2 separate regions of the Homo sapiens genome follow, and region 2 is linked to region 1. A link is a loop called in an ENCODE intact Hi-C map of the cell type or tissue named here. Cell type or tissue: Caco-2. All regions are shown on one strand. Each heading gives the region's core, and the rest is flanking DNA. Links, peaks and the distances in the headings are about the cores only.

What was found. Hi-C counts contacts between places; a loop is a spot of excess contacts. Peaks named below come from ENCODE experiments on the same cell type or tissue, not always from the same donor. Only the 100,000 strongest peaks of a DNase experiment are listed, where the experiment ranks them.
Region 2: it touches region 1 in a loop (2.2-fold over the local background); 1 of 110 quality-filtered maps calls a loop at or near these places.

Annotation. Positions count from the first base shown.
Region 1 is chr15:93,232,097-93,240,282 of GRCh38, forward strand. All of the region lies in intron 4 of LOC105370982 (a long non-coding RNA gene), which reads left to right. Among named protein-coding and RNA genes, the nearest start is that of RGMA, 150 kb to the left of the region's middle. In Caco-2, for the core only: no CTCF peak of the experiment used is centred there; a DNase peak (open chromatin) is centred at 4,255; H3K4me3 peaks cover 661 bases.
Region 2 is chr15:93,318,606-93,326,791 of GRCh38, forward strand. The region is part of intron 5 of LOC105370982 (a long non-coding RNA gene); the gene reads left to right. Among named protein-coding and RNA genes, the nearest start is that of RGMA, 230 kb to the left of the region's middle. In Caco-2, for the core only: no CTCF peak of the experiment used is centred there; DNase peaks (open chromatin) are centred at 3,356 and 3,626; H3K4me3 peaks cover 181 bases.

The DNA.
Region 1 (8,186 bases), core at 2,451-6,450:
CTGCAGGAGGCTGGAGTCCTTCTTTTGCCCTAAGAGCTCATTTTGAGAGATTCTTTGCTTCTAGCTTTTCCCCTGATGACTGACTGGTCCTGTCAGAAATTTTACCTAGGCTTACTCGTCCTGGAAAACCACAGACAATACCTCTGGCTGCACGGGACACTGAAATCTGTCGGGACCACTCCCTCTCCCAGCACAATCATCCAGGGGCACAGTCCTCAGCGGGAGCTCCATCTCCTTGACCTCTTTCCCCAAGCAGGAAGAAAATCTCATGCTATCATAATGTGCTGAAATTGTGTTTGGAGATGTAGTTTCCTAGGAAAAACATCATTTGGTTTCACAGAAGCTTCCTGTTGGAAACAGGAAAGAGGGGGACAATGCTAAGGGCTGAGGGGCCCTCCTAGAAGGGCAGCAGGAGTGATGGTCTTCTCAGCCCCGGCCCCTCCGCAACCAGCGAGATGATGCTGAGACTTGGTGAGGGCAGGGGGATAGGAAAGGAGAGAGCAGAGGATACAGGGAAGGTGGGGCTTGCAGGTGCCTAAGAGGGGCTGTCTCTGCTAGAATCAAATAAAAGGACAAAAGAAAAAGAAACAAAGAAGAATATTTGATATTATCCCCTGCTTTCTTGGTACACCTGCAACTGGCCGCCAGTGAGAATGTACTACCAGGTAATTTTCATAACCAACCCAGTGTACCTTGAAGCACAGCTGGTTTTTCAGGCATTTAGAATTTCCTAGTTTTCATTCTAATCTTACTGAATTTTGGGGGGTGGTGGGGGGTGTGGGGGGGCGGGAACACTGATGGGGTAGGGCGAAGAGATACCTGGGCCTGCTCTCAGGCTCAGAATACCAGGGAAATTTCAGTTTTTTTTTTTTTTTTTTTTTTCGCCCAGTAGTCTAGGCTCAAAAACACCCTGTGGTTTCTACAGTGTGGGTGCTGTTCTGTTCCCACCGCTCTGAAAGATGACGGTAACAATGTGGATTTCGACTGCAGTGGGCATTTCTGTGAGACGGCTCCTTTCTCCCACTGAAGCTGCAGTTTGAGATTGGATAATCTTAGGTGTTGGACCCTTGACCGTGCTTTTCATATTTTGAGTCATTTTGTGGAATCTTCTAATGTTAGAGTGTAATGTTTGCCTAACATTGGCTGATTGTCACTGTTTTAACATTGGCTGACTAGACGTGAAACTTTTATCCTCAAAATGGCCCAGTCACGTCTGGTTAAATGTGTAGCATCATTTTTACCTGATAAAAGAAGAAACTATATCTAGAACTGCCAACCTAGAACTCCACAGACTCAAACTAAACAAAATTAAGATAAAAATACATCAGGAGGAGAAGGAAGTAAACACAATATAGAAAATTCAACCAATGTGGCTCAGTTTGTAACCCATCAAATGTCCACCTAACTTCTCTGATACTTCATTCATATCTGGTTTTTAAATATTATAATATTTGCCTTATAAACCTATTATTACTCTTCGAGCAATTTAAACAACTAGCTTGAATATTATTCCTTTGATTTGTTACCTGGGCCTAATGCTTCTAGTGTTTCTTTGGAAGCCAGAAATTACCCATCCTCATCTTCAACCATATCCTTGGGCCCCATAACTCATTCTGATTTTGATTGCTCTGTCATTGACTTTGGATAATAGGCCAATATTCTAGGAATTACTATTATATTTTATTAATCAGAGCCAGGAGAATTTATAGTAGTGAAACCGAAGGATTTGCAAGTGGAGCTCGCATATCTCCTGTAAAATGTGTCTCCATGGGCCAGCCACGTGATGGATGGAGATATCACATGCTCCTTCCCTCCCTTGGCAGCCAGGTGAGCAGCAGCCAGATCCTGTCTCTGGGGACCATTGACTGAGCCTTGCTCAGGGCTTCTCTTAAGGAAAATGTGTGGGAAGGGAGTGTAACATGGAAGACTTACTACGAATGGGGTGGCCACACATACCTGCAGTGGGGTTGTGGTCACAGCTCCAGATATGGTCTGACAAAGGAGAAGGCTATGCACTTTTTGCAATATTTCTCATGATTTTTCCTGATAAAGAAATATTAATACCTACCTGCTTATCATAAGAGATATATTTTGGGCCGGGCACGGTGGCTCACACCCGCAATCCCAGCACTTTGGGAGGCCGAGGCGGGCAGATCACGAGGTCAGGAAATCAAGACCATCCTGGCTAACACGGTGAAACCCCGTCTCTATTAAAAACACAAAAAATTAACTGGGCATGGTGGCGGGCGCCTGTAGTCCCAGCTACTCAGGAGGCTGAGGCAGGAGAATGGTGTGAACCCGGGAGGTGGAGCTTGCAGTGAGCTGAGATCGTGCCACTGCACTCCAGCCTGGGCAACAGAACAAGACTCTGTCTCAAAAAAATAAATAAATTTTAAAAAAAGAGACTTATTTTGGAAGTACTGACAAGTGAAGAATTAAAGAAATGGAGCACTTAGGACGCAACCACACAGCTTATATTTTTACTTATTTCCCTTGCATTATATATTCTTGTGCGGTTTTTTGTTACATAGTTAAATTTATTCTACATATACAATTCTTACACTCTTTTAATACTGCATTGCACATACTCAAATAAGGAAAAATCTTCCTAAATATCATTTTAGACAGCTGCATTAACGTGCTATCAGAGAGTTAAATCAGTGTTTACTTACCTCTCTGCAGATTTACTGCCTTTCAGGAGGGACTCGATCCCCACAGTAGAATCCTTAAAGCATTGGGCTTGCGGAAATGCTATCAACCTCCAGGTTCATCCATCAACTACAGGTCCACCCTTTGCTAGGCTTGTGGCTAAATCTTCGATGTAGCAGTGCATAAAATGGAAGTAATAATAATTAGTGGTGCAGAGTTGCTGTATCATTGAAATAAAATCAGTGCTGTAAAGCATCCGGCACACAGCAAATGCTCTTTAATCAATTGAAGTCAGTTGCACTAGAATTTCAAGTGTCTTCGCGTTTGGTGTTCCTTCTATCTGGAATGCTTTCCCCCTAGAAATCTGTGTAGGACTCTGTTTTGTTACCTTGTTAAAGAAGCTTCCCAGAACACCCAATTCAAAGAGGGATCATACCTCATTCTAACTCTGCTTTATTCCTTATCATAATCCTTATCATTGTCTGGCACATTATTTATATGTTTATCTAGTTACAGCCTGTCTTCTTAATCTAGAATGGAAGCTTTCTGATGCAGGGATTTTAAGTGCTTTGTGCCCTGTCATATCCCCAGCATCTAGAATACCTCTTGGCATGTAGTAGGTGTTTAATGAATGAATAAACTGCTTGGGCACTGGGGGTGAGCTATGCAAAGTCTAGACCTCACACTAGTCTAACCTCTGGGAATGTTGACTCTGGAATCTGGTTTTAAGAATTTTTTTGGGTGGGGCATGGTGGCTTACGTATGTAATCTCTGCACTTTGGGAGGGTGAGATGGGAGGATCGTTTGAGGCCAGGAATTCAGTTTCAGCCTGGGCAACATAATGAGACCCCGTCTCAACAAAGAATTTTAAAAATTAGCCAGGTGTGGTGGCGAGCCCCGGGAGTCCTAGTTACTCAGAAGGCTGAGGTGGGAGGATCGCTTGAGCCCAGGCGTTTGAGTCTGAAGCGAGCTGAGCTTGAATTACTGCCCTACAGCCTGCACAACACAGTGAGACCCTGTCTCAAAAAAAAAAAAAAAAAAAAAAAAAAAAAAAAGTTAGAATTTTCTCCTCTGAGATTTTTATGTCTTCTAAAAATCGTGACCTGCTTTCTTAAGCTGTAGTTCTTTTACCAATTTCATTTTATTGAAACAATCCTTGCAAACTCTGATTACATTTTCCTGTTCTCATTTCAAAATCTACTTGATTCTAAGTGAAGAACAATACTTTAAACAACAATAATGTTACTAACTACAATGGGTTAAACACCCATTGTACTTATTACTACTCAGCTAATTCACTGAAAGATCACAATGACAGGTGAACAGGACTCGTGCGTTTGTTCAGGGCAGTCATTCTGCCTGGCCAAACTGCTTTGACGACACAAAGGAGACAAAATGAGGCAATCCTTGGTGCGTTTCACACAAAGCTCTCCTCCGTCTTCCTCTTTACTCTCGTTCCCTGACCTGCCCCTCCCTTCTTCCTCACCGTTGGTCACTGTAAGCCTTCTCCTGTCTTTTAATTTCTGAAATGGTCAAAACCACTGACAAGGTCCCAGGCCCCAGGATATGTGGACCCAGGCTCAGTGTGGGCTGGACCTGCACGAAAGCTTGGAGCCCATTGGTTGGGGGAACTGACGTGGATCTGGACAGATCCTCCCCACGTAACAGCCTTGTTGCCTTTCCCTGTATTTGCGAAATAGTTGCGCGGGAGAATGTTCCTCATTGTCCTGAGACTTGAGTAAGATAAAGCAACTAAAAACCCTAAGTCAGTGTCTGCTCATCAGAAACATGCAGTGAAAGAAAGCGAGTCCTGTTTTCAAAAACTGACACGTGACTTCCTCGCCTTTCTTCCTCTGGAACGATCCATTGTTGAGGTTGTGTGGTTTCTGTGAGTCTTTGCAAATTCTTTCTGCAAACCTGGGATGAGCCTTGTGCTAGGTGCTGGGGATACAAAGATGTGACTGTGGTCCTTGCTTTGGGACATCCTAGCAATTGTAATACAATGTATTATAAAGTTGTATTTTTGTGTTTACAAGTTTTGGACGCAGACTCAAATCTGACCATTTTGAGTCAATGGGAAAGGGCCAATTTGAAGAATAGCATATTTCAGGGTAATCAGTCTCATTACTTGACATATTCTAGGAAACTCGGGAAGCGCAGATCTGAATTAAATTGAATTTAATCTTCCTTAAGTACATGCTGTAGTTGAAACCAGGTTAACAAGTGTTATCTAATAAAGAGATCCTTGGTGAGAATCAGTTAAGAATGACTGTAATTAGTGATGGTTTATCATTGTCAATTTAAATCCTTGGGTATTCCTAAAGTACTCAGGGATGCTTAAAAACTCTTTGTCTTCTTAAGAGGCTTTAAAACTTTTTCTCTACAATCTTGTTGACACAGTTAATTAACAGTTAGAACAATAGACACAAATCCTTACTTCCCTAATTGTGCTGGGGTAAACCTCAGTCACAGCATAATTCTTTCCAAAATTCCAGTGTGTGAAATGCACGTGAATGAGTGTTGTAGGTCGCCTTAGCGTTGGCTAGTAATGAGCTGAAAAAACACTTACTGTGGCTCACGCCTGTAATCCCAGCACTTTGGGAGGCCGAGGTGGCGGATCACAAGGTCAGGAGATCGAGACCATCCTGGCTAACACTGTGAAACCCCATCTCTACTAAAACTACAAAAAATTAGCCAGGCGCGGTGGCGGGAGCCTATAGTTCCAGCTACTTGGGAGGCTGAGGCAGGAGAATCGCTTGAACCTTAGAGGTGGAAGTTGCAGTGAGCTGAGATCGCACTACTGCACTCCAGCCTGGGAGACAGAGCGAGACTCTGTCCCCCCCAAAAAACAAAACAAAACAAAACAAAAACACAAAAAAACTTACTCCGGGCATCTCCTCCAACTCTCCAATCCTGCTCTACCTGATAGTTTTTGTTTAAAATCTTTCAGATTTCTCTCCCCCTCCCGCCCCCATGGAACTGCTTTTACATGTAACACCTCTGACATGGGATCTTAACCCTGAAATGAGCCATTAACTAGGGAGTTACATATGTTTATATTTTATTTTTTAAGTTCAGGGTGCATGTGCAGGTTTGTTACCTAGGTAAACTTGTATTATGGGAGTTTGTTGTACAGATTATTTCATCACCCAAGTATTAAGCGTAGTACCCATTAGTTATTTTTCCTGATCCTCTCCCTCCTCCCACCCTCCACCCTCCAATAGGCCAAAGTGTGTGTTGTTATCCTCTATGTGTCCATGTGTTCTCATCATTTAGCTCCCACTTATAAGGGAGAATGTGTGGTATTTGGTTTTCTGTTTCTGCGTTCGTTTGCTAAGGTTAATGGCCTCCAGCTCCATCCATGATCCTGCAAAGGACATGATCTCGTTCTTTTTTATGGCTGCATAGTATTCCATGATGTACATGTACCACATTTTCTTTATCCAGTCTACTATTGATGGACATTTAGGTTGATTCCATGTCCTTGTGATTGTGAATAGTGCTGCAATGAACACATGAGTGCACGTGCCTTTATGATATATTATATTCCTTTGGGTATAAACCCAGTAATGGGATTGCTGGGCCAAATGGTATTTCTGTTTTTAGGTTCTGAGGAATCATAGTTCAACCATTTTGGAAGACAGGGAGTTATATTTTTTATGGCCACTGTTCCTGATAAAGGAAGTCAGTATAAGTGTCTTTTCTGTGGATTGGGACTCAAAATAGAAATAGAACTCACAGGCTGAAATATTTATCGTTTGTATGGAACCAGCTGTACATGATGCAAAATCTGTATCATTTGTTCTCACACCGAAATGTGAGTTTACAGCTATGTGGAGGTTTGTTTGGGAGTTTGTTGAAATGCTCTGAAGGGAAGAAGAGAGTGGAGAAAGGGGGACGTTAGGTGGACTGTGGGGTGTCTGAAAGTGTGGCTCTGGGAGCGTTCTAGAAATCTCCAGGGCTGTGGTGGGCACTGCGGCCTGCCCATTTCTCTCTAGGCAGAATTTCATGTTTCTCTTTTTTATGGACATGAGTCAGCTGTGCTGGGATTGGAGAGGGTCTCCCAGACCCCTTTGCCTCTGGGCCGCCAGTTCATTTGGAGCCTTGGCCAGCCCCCCGGGGAGACTCAGCTTTGCTGCAGCTTGCTCTCTCTGTCATCAGGATGGTGAGGAGGAAGGAGGTCCTCACAGTCCAGGAGGTACACCAGATTCTAACGACGTGAATATAAGCCTTGAGTAAACACTCAAAAACAAACAAACAAACAAAAGACAATTGTGAATCAAGGGTGAATTCGCCTTGACTTTTCTTCGCCACCAAATGCACCCAGCTGGGGGGAGGTGCTCAGAGACGAGGAGCCTGGACAGTCCCCAGACTGGACCTGTCTGCAACATCAGCATCATCTGGCTGAACTTGACAGAAGCACAAATTCTGCATTCTTTGGCCCCTCCCCAGACCTACTGCGACAGAAACCCTGGAGTTGAGGCCCCGAACTCTGTGATTTTTAACGAGCCCTTTGGGTGATTCTGTTGTAGCGGAAGTTTGAGAACCGCTGGTTCAGAAGTGTATTAAATCTGGGTTTGCGTATTCCTCTGTCGCGCACTAGCAGTGGAATCTTAGTATCCACGTCTGTGAGGTGGAGAGAATATTCATTCCCTCAACAAATATGTGTTTCACACCTGCTCAGCCCAGATAGTGTGCTCGGCCCTGGGGACACAATACCTGTGAAACCAGGCAGGACCTGACTTCACAGAGCTTAGAGATAGACACTGAGCAAATCGTCACGAAATAAAAGTGTAATGACCGACGGCAGTAAGTGTTCATGGGGAATGAATCGCAGGCTCTGAGAGTTTGGAGCAGGCACACTGGACCTAGTTTGGAGACTCAGGGTGGGGCTTGCCAGCCTAATGCTGTCATTTTGAACATTTCCCATCCAAGGTGACTCTTGGAAGTAGTTTCTGACAGGCCAAGGCCATTTTTGTCAGTTTGTTCTGCCCCATCCGGCTGGGCATGTGGCTTGCTCAGTGCTCCCAGCCTTGGCGCCCTCCGCCATTTTGAACGCCATCTTCATCTCTGTGTGGAAGTGGCAACTAAGGGAGGCCCTCAGACTCTTGCAGTGCGGCCTCCCTGGCCTGCCTCCCCCTGCCTGGACTGTCGGCTTCGTGAGGAATACAATTCCCTAGCGACAATTCTTTGCTGTGTCCTTCTGCCCCCAGTTTCTTTGCTTGGGTCCTGGCTGGCTTCCCACTCTCCACTCTATTCAGAAAGCAACCCTGCTTTATTACAGATTTCTCCCCAGGTCTGAGCTCCAAGTGCCTGGTGGCTGATGCCTGGTGTGGGTGAGGGCAACACGGTTTTGTTGCAAATCTGACCCATTGAGGCGGGCTGTGGGATACGAGCTTCTAGCAGCCCTGTTGTGCAGCCTCTGGAGCCTCCTTGGGTTTGCTGTCCCTCCTGATGGAGCCTTGACTGCAGGTACCAGTGCTTTCCAATCACTGGGAAGGACACTGCCAGGCTGGCTGATTGCCAAGGAGATGCTG
Region 2 (8,186 bases), core at 1,468-5,467, 86 kb after region 1:
ATTTTAATGGCTCAACACTTAAAGTAATACAGAGAGATTAAGGCACTTGCCCCTTGGTCACACAGCTAGGAAATTAAAAGACCAGCATGGCCAGCCCAGGCAATTTGACTTCAGAACACTTGTTCCTCACCTCTTTCCTATATTCCCATCTAACATGCTAAGACACCTCTGAAATGTTGTTTCTTCTCACTCTTTCTCATACTTGGGAGGGTGATGTGTATATGTTCTTGCTCCAGTATGGAGCTAATTGGAGACATGGAAACGGTACATCACTAATACATCAAATGTTCTATAGATCTATGAAATTAGCTTTTCCTAAGCAGTATCTGTGAAATCACAGGTTAGCTGGGCTACACATAGCTAATATGCATTAAAATAAATGCATAAGTGCCATAAAAAGTGTTTCCACTTGTACCACCCAAAACCATCTCGTGTGTGACAAACTTAGGGAGGGGAACCATTAAATCTCGAGCCTGGGCAGTGTATGTGCAGACCCTGTTCTGGAATCCTCCATGGGGCAGAGCAGACAGGCCCTTGTTTCACGCACAGCCTGCCTCTTCCAAGGATGGCACGATGACCTTCACGTACTTTGCCCATAAAATGGCACAAGGTGCCTGAGAGAGCCTTCCAGGATGCAAACTTGGGTCGGCAGGGCCTGACCAAATGCTGGAGAGGTACCTGAACAGGACCTCTAACTCCACCCTCTGCCGGCCCCACCCTCTGCTACCCCCGCCCCTAACCCCGCCCCCTTTGCCTCCTGCCCCGATTGCCCAGCCATGGAGTTTGAGATGGAAAGAAGGGAGGATGCCACGCTTTCCGAGATGGCACTGGCGTCAGTGCTTCCACAAGAACTCCTGACAGAAGAGGCGAAGAGGCTGACTGCACAGTCCTTTCAACCAAAATGCAGTGTTTTGTCAGTATCAGCCCTGGGAGGAAACTGCTTGGGCCGAGTTAAAGTTAAGAATCTGACTTAATCCCTAAATCTGGCAACATAAAGGGTGTAGACACCCAGGCCTAGCCGTGACTGGGCCTTTTCCTGGAATGGTCTGTGAGCTTCGGGTAGCAGACAGCCCTGGTCTGGCGCTGGCTCTGTCACTTCGTAGGCATGTACCCTTGGCTACAAATTTTTTAGTTCCAAATTTCCTAATATGCCAAATGGGGCTGAAACACCGTACGCACATGGCTCTCCTTCCAGAACTCCTGCCTTCAGACCCAATATTTATTTAAGAGTAATGAAGAGTGAGAATAAGTCAACTCATTCCACCAACCTGTGACTTTTATCCAACATTCTATTACCAAGTGTAAAAAGTGCGTGTACGACAAAGTCCTCTGACTTTGGAAAGCTTACTAATTGACTGTACTCCCCTTTCAAAACAGTCCATTTATGTAGCACTTTTTTCAGTCTCAAAGTTCTTTCCCTTAAGCGATCTCATAAACCCTAACAAGTTTGTCATAGAAATAATTTTCCTGCTACTTACTTACAAATCTTCCAGCCATGAGATAGCCAATATCCTCCCGCTCTCCCTCCCCCACCCCATTGGCATCTGCTACACACAAACTCTTACCCAGACACCCATTCACCTGACTTACATCGAGCCCATCTTTTTTCTTCTGTGTCTCTAGCTGAACTGCCGTGAGAGACACTGACGGTGTTGAGGTTGAAGGCTACTTGTCAGGGAGATCCTGAGAAAGTTAAAGGGCCAGGTAGGAGAATGAACTAGTGTTCCCCAAGTGTGAATTTCTGACCGGAGAGACAAACATATGCTGTCCATCAGCTTGATGGTATTTGCTCCACTTCCTGCCTCTACCTCACTAGTGGTTGACATCTTCAGCAAACAGTGGGAAGTTCCTTTCCTACAGAATCACGTGGGCTGAGAAACCCTTTGACAATAAGGATGCACTAAGCTACTCCAATTTCGGGAGATAATATATGGAGAAAATAAAATTACTTGCTGCATTTAATTTTGTATCTAACTGAACTAGAACATTTGTAATTAAAAACACTTTAAATGAATCCAGTAAATTATTAAAAGTTATGGCTAGCGAAGCAATATTGTGATCAGTGGTAGCGAGAACAATTTAACCAGGAGAGGGGCTTGTTTGGGAGAGATGTGGGGCTGAAAAAAGTTTATAAGATGCAGAAGTGAGGCCGGGCGCGGTGGCTCATGCCTGTAATCCCAGCACTCTGGGAGGCCGAGGCGGGCGGATCACGAGGTCAGGAGATCGAGACCATCCTGGCTAACACAGTGAAACCCCGTCTCTACTAAAAATACAAAAAATTAGCCGGGTGTGGTGGCGGGTGCCTGTAGGCCCAGCTACTTGGGAGGCTGAGGCAGAAGAATGGCATGAACCCAGGAGGCGGAGCTTGCAGTGAGCAGAGATCGCGCCACTGCATTCCAGCCTGGGCAACAGAGCGAGACTCCGTCTCAAAAAAAAAAAAAAAAAAAAAAAAAGTTGCGGAAGTTCCCTTGGCACACTTGGCTAAGGAAACCTGGCACCGAGGATATGAAACTGGGGGACTTGAGGCTCCCTGAATAAGAGATGGAGCTTGCAGAGGACGCACTAGGTGCCTGGCGTTGGCCTAAGCACTTTCCAGCAGATAATTTGCTTATCCTCAGGGCAACCTTATGAGGTAGGTACTATTATTACCCATTTTATAGATGAGGAAACTGAGCCACGTGGAGGTGGGAATGCCAAGACTGATCCCAGGCAGCCTGGCTCTGCATACGAAACTGCTGTATTCTTTGCCCTGTGGTATCTCATACCTGGAAGGCAGGCAGGGAACAGAGGAGAAAGGTTGAGGCTGAATCGTTACATAAGTGCAAGGGCCCCAGGGTCCTGAGTGGCACCTGAGAAGAGAGGAGCCCAAGCTATTAGGCCGTAAAATACACTGCCTGGTGTCTGCCACATAGTAGATTCTCCATAAGTGTTGAACTGAAATCAAGCATAATTACCTGAGCTATCAGCCCTTTCTCTCTAGTTCATCAACATTTCTCTCAATTCTTTGATTTTGTCAAACTTGGTAAACCACGGAAAATGTGTACTTCTTAAAAAAAAAAAAAAGAAAAGAAAAAGATTGTCCAGTTCATGGAACACTGCAACAAGACATGTGAGAAGAGATCTTACTAGTGTTTAACTCAAAATCCCGAGAGGCTTGCGCAGAGGCTGGAGCCCAGCAACCATTGCTTGTCCTTAGAGCCCATTTAAGGGGCACCCTCCTATCATCACCCATTAGCTTTCTCCCGGTGAAGCATGAATATTTTCACAGTGAAGCTCAGGTCTAACTGTGACACTCTCACTGCCCACAAAATGCACAGGATTCCAGTGAGCAAATAGCCCCGCCCTGAGTCTACCCGGCATCGGCCACAGGCATGCATAGCAGGAACTGGGCGGCTGAGTTCACAGGCAGTCAGAATGGGTGCTGCTGCTAGCAAGGTTAAAATCATCTGTTCTGCCAATGTCCCCCTCTGCTCACCCTCTAGGCTGTGGTCTGGGTCCCTCAGGATAGCCACAACTTGGGAGGCAGCCACTGCTCCCCTTGCTTTGGGCCCTTAGCTGCGTCCTGTTTACCTTCACCTTCCTGATACATTCCTTGGGTGCTTTGCTTGTGTGTGCAGGGGCTTTGATCAACTCGGCCTTCCTGGGCCTCGGGGAGAGAGACGGACTGCCTCCGGGTGCTCATGACCTTTCCAGCAGTAAGCCAATAATGTATGACTCCTGCGTTGCCGTTGCTCGTTTGAGGTAACCACCCCATTTTCATTTCTATCAGAAATGCCTTTTTCAAATGTCAGTATGTTTGAGAGTTAGGCTTAGATTCTAAGCCCAGCAGGCAGAGATGAGTGTTGGAGCTGGGGCCTGGGAACAAGCGGCCCTGAGTGGCACCAACTCTACCAGTCCTTACACCAGCAGGCTTAGAGCAGAACAACCAGGTGGGGACAGCCAATAGGAGTTGGGTAACTTTTCCATGTTGGCCAGTGTGCCCCACAGTCTAGCATTTGCACAGTCCTACCCTAGCTTATATACCTGTTCTGCTTCACCCAGTTCAATGGCTCCCTACAGCCTGTAGGACAAAGGTCAGCTTCCCTCTGGCACCCAAAGACCTCTGGGCCCTGACCTTGTAGAGCTCTGTTTCTGGGGCTGCTCATTTTTCTCTCTCTTGCACCCCATGCAGCAGCTATCATGAGTGATGTACTGTTCCTTGGCAGTAAACTAGACTGTTCCCTGGGCCATGCTACTTCCGCTGCTTGGATGCCCCTTCCTGGTTTCTTCTTCTGGTTCAACTTACTCATCTATCAGTGCTGGGTTTAGCTCTACCTCCATCTGAGAACATGTCTCTGACTGTGAAGGTTGGATTAGCCCAGTCTGCTTCCAACTCTCATGGGATGTATAAAGAATGGGAGGTTCTAAAAAGTAGCATCAAGACATCAGAGAGACCAAGGTTCAAATCTTGGCTCTCACATTATTAATCATGTCATTTTGGGCAAAGCGTTAGCTTCTCTGGGCTTCAGTTTCACCATATGTAAAATGAGGGTATTAACAGTATTTGCCTTAGAAGATTGTTTTGAGGCCTGGGGAAGTCCATGTCTATAAAGGGCTATAGTGGGTTGAATTGTAGCCCTTTAAAGAAATGTCCACTGGGGACTTCAGAATGTAACCGTATTTGGAAGAAAGATTTTTGCAGATGGAATTAAGGATCTCGAGATGAGATTTCCTTGGATTTAGGATGTGCCCTAAATTCAATGACAGGTTCCTTATAGAGAAAGGCAGAGGTAGATTTAAGAAAAAGAGACACAGAAGAAGGTTATGTGAAGATGGAGGCAGAAACTGGAGTGACACAGCCACAATTCAAGAAACGTCTGGAGCCACCAGAAGTGGGAAGAGGCAGGGAAGGATTCTCCTCTAGAGTCTTTGGAGAAAGTGTGGCCTTGCTGATATCTTGGTTTTGGACTTCTAGCTTCCAGAACGGTGTGAGAATGAATTTCTGTTGTTTTAGGCCACGAAGTTTGTGGTGATTTGTTACGGTGGCCCTGGAGAACTGACACAAGGGTGCGTAGCATATTGTGGATACTCCATGAAGGTGACCTGACAGTATTGCTATTGTTTTGATGGCTCTGTGTTAAATTTGTCTTCTTTGAGGTGTGTCTGTCTACCCCATGTCACCTGCCCCCAAAATTTCAGCATGTGTTTTTCTTAACTTGTGTTTTCAATGCTTTGCACAATGTCTGGCACATAGTAGGTACTCAGGAATGATTTTGGGCAAGGACATGCTGATGTGGTACTGTCACCTGGAGGGGACTATACTTCCTCTTTGGCTATCCTGTGATCACACATCCTGAGGGTTCTCTGCTTGGTCATTGACCCTTTGATGACTTGAACGTTCGGGTTCAGTGTTAGTAGTCTGTGGTGCCCAGTGGCAGTGCAGTAACCAGCAGAAGGGTGGGATACCCACTGGTCTCTCAATGGATGGGCACCAGGGGATGCAGCAACAGTGCTGGGCTTATCCTCCAGGGGGAGGGTATTGCCCCATGAAGAGAGGCTGGGACCGGGGAAAAGGTGCCAAATGGTAGCTGAGCAGGCTAGTGGGTGTGCGTGGTTGATGGATGAGCTTCTGGGGACCAGCGTCAGTGAGTGGCTTGCCATGGTCACATAGATACTTTATGGCATCACAGTGCGACTGTACAGCACTGGGGTTCAGTGGGCTCTGGGGACCAAAACCCTGGGCTCACAGCCCAGGCCGACATGCTCCTGCCTGCACTCTAAGCCTGTGGAGATGGTGATAAAACCACCAACATTGAGACTAGGAATTTGAGGTTTAGAGAATTTGAATGATTTGACAGAGGTTGCTTAGGAAGTGGTAGTGCCAAAATTTAAATCCAGTTCTTGTTCATAATGTCTGGGCTTAGCAGGGGAGTAAGTAAGGAGGGGACAGTGGCCTGAAAGATGATGATTGTGTTATTGCTATCTTGTATTTTAATTCTACATAGTTTATAAATCCCACAATACAATATTGCTTTCCTTTAAATGGTCGTTGTCTTTTAAAGAAATTAGACAGTACTGTGTTATATGTATCTACATGTTTACCATTTCCAGCAAATTTTTCATTTCTTCTTATATATTTGAGTTTCCACTTAGTATTCTTTCCCTGTAGACTGAAGAACTGTCATAGTTCAGGCTTGCTGCCAATGAATTTTTTTCAGCTTTCCCTTATCTAAAAAGTCTCTATTCTGCCCTTATTTTTGAAAGATATTTTTTCTGGCTATGTAGTTCTGGGTTGACAGATTTTTCTCCTTCCAGCATTTTAAAGAGTTAATTTATTTTTTTAAAGTATTTATTTTACCATGATATTTTGCAGAGTATTTTGCTATTAAGATTTTTTTTTAAATTTCAGTATTTAAAAAATACTTACTTGGCCGGGTGTGGTGGCTCATGCCTGTAATCCCAGCCCTTTGGGAGGCCAAGGCGGGTGGATCACAAGGTCAGGAGATCGAGACCATCGTGGCTAATACGGTGAAACCCCGTCTCTACTAAGAAATACAAAAAATTAGCCGGGCGTGGTGGCGGGCACCTCTAGTCCCAGCTACTCAGGAGGCTGAGGCAGGAGAATGGCGTGAACCCGGGAGGTGGAGCTTGCACTGAGCCGAGATCACGCCACTGCACTCCATCCTGGGCCACAGCAAGACTCTGTCTAAAAAAAAAATAAAAAAATACTTAATTATCTTTTCACCCTCATTTATTTTTCTGATGTAAACTCAACTGTCTTTCAAAGCATTATTACTCCCAAATCTCCTCCCTTTTATATTAACTGTTAAGATATTATTAATATTAATTTATATAATTAATATTATATTATGAAGATACACTTTGTTAACCAATATTATTATTAGTATATCTTGTTAGACTGGTAGCAGAAGGGAACTTTTACTTTCCTTTTCACACTCACCTTTGATTTTGTTCTATGATCCTGTATAATTTTAATTAAAACTAAACAAACCTTTAAAAGCTGATATGTCACAAACTATGTGGCAGGCCTGTCATTAGGACTATATGTCCATTTGGGATTAGGATTCACCCTTCCCACCCTTGTGCTGGCTCTTGAGTTGCTACCCTAGGATGTTCTCATTGCTTCGTCAGTTGACATCTTGCAGCCCTATCATTTATACACTAAGAGATACGAGGTGAACATGCGACCACAAGGATCACTACCACTGGTCTTCATATTTTTGAATCAGTGACAAAGTATGGTGGCTATAGTGCTTTTTGAGGGTACCAGTAGTATCTTTTGAGGTTAAGAAAACCTTTATCCAGAGGTTGCAAGCTAGAACTTCTAGGGCAATTTTTTTTCTCCATCCACAATATTTTTTGAAATTTTGGATCTGAATGTCTAATTATCTCCAGCTGGCCAATACCCCACAATTCCCAAATTATAACTGTCTTATACCTGGCTGGATACACACATATAGGTTTGCAGAATGGTTCCCGAAGACATTTGAGTTGGTCACGCTGCATCCTTTGATAAAAGCAGACCTGTGGCACTAGGCCACAAAGGGCTACATTCTAGAAAGAAACAAAGATAAAGTGGAGTGGGACACATTTGCCTTCTTTCTTCCCAAAGCACAAGCCAGCACAGGCCCCATCATCTCCAGAATCAAGTCCAAGTTGCCTTTGTTTGATTTTCAGAGTCTCTTGGCCTAGTATCAGTCTGCTTCTTAGCTTTACCTGTCAGTGCTACACTCTCCTCCTATACTCACCCACCCCACCCAACCTTTGTTCTGGTCACACCCAAGCGGTTCAAGGCCCCCTAGCTGGCCCTTCTTCATCTTCGCTGAAATGGCATTCCAGGTTAGCTCTGTTACAGCAGTCATTGTGTACTGGGAAGTGGCAGGATACAAGATGCACAGGTCATGAATAAGGGGTCCCCAGCTATATTTGAGCCCACACATCCATTTTGTTTGGCCCACAGGATGTTTGAAAATATTTGAATTGCCAACCTCTAACACCCTGGAGTTTTCACATAAAATTCTAGATTTTCAGCTTTTCTTAGAAAATGAATGATCTGAAAATTCTAGATTTTCAGCTTTTCTTAGAAAATGAATGATCTGGCAACACTGGGTCCATATTCCTGTGAAGCCACACACAGGGGCATCTGAGTAGCTACCGCTCCTTTATATAGGGCATGAGCTCTTTCC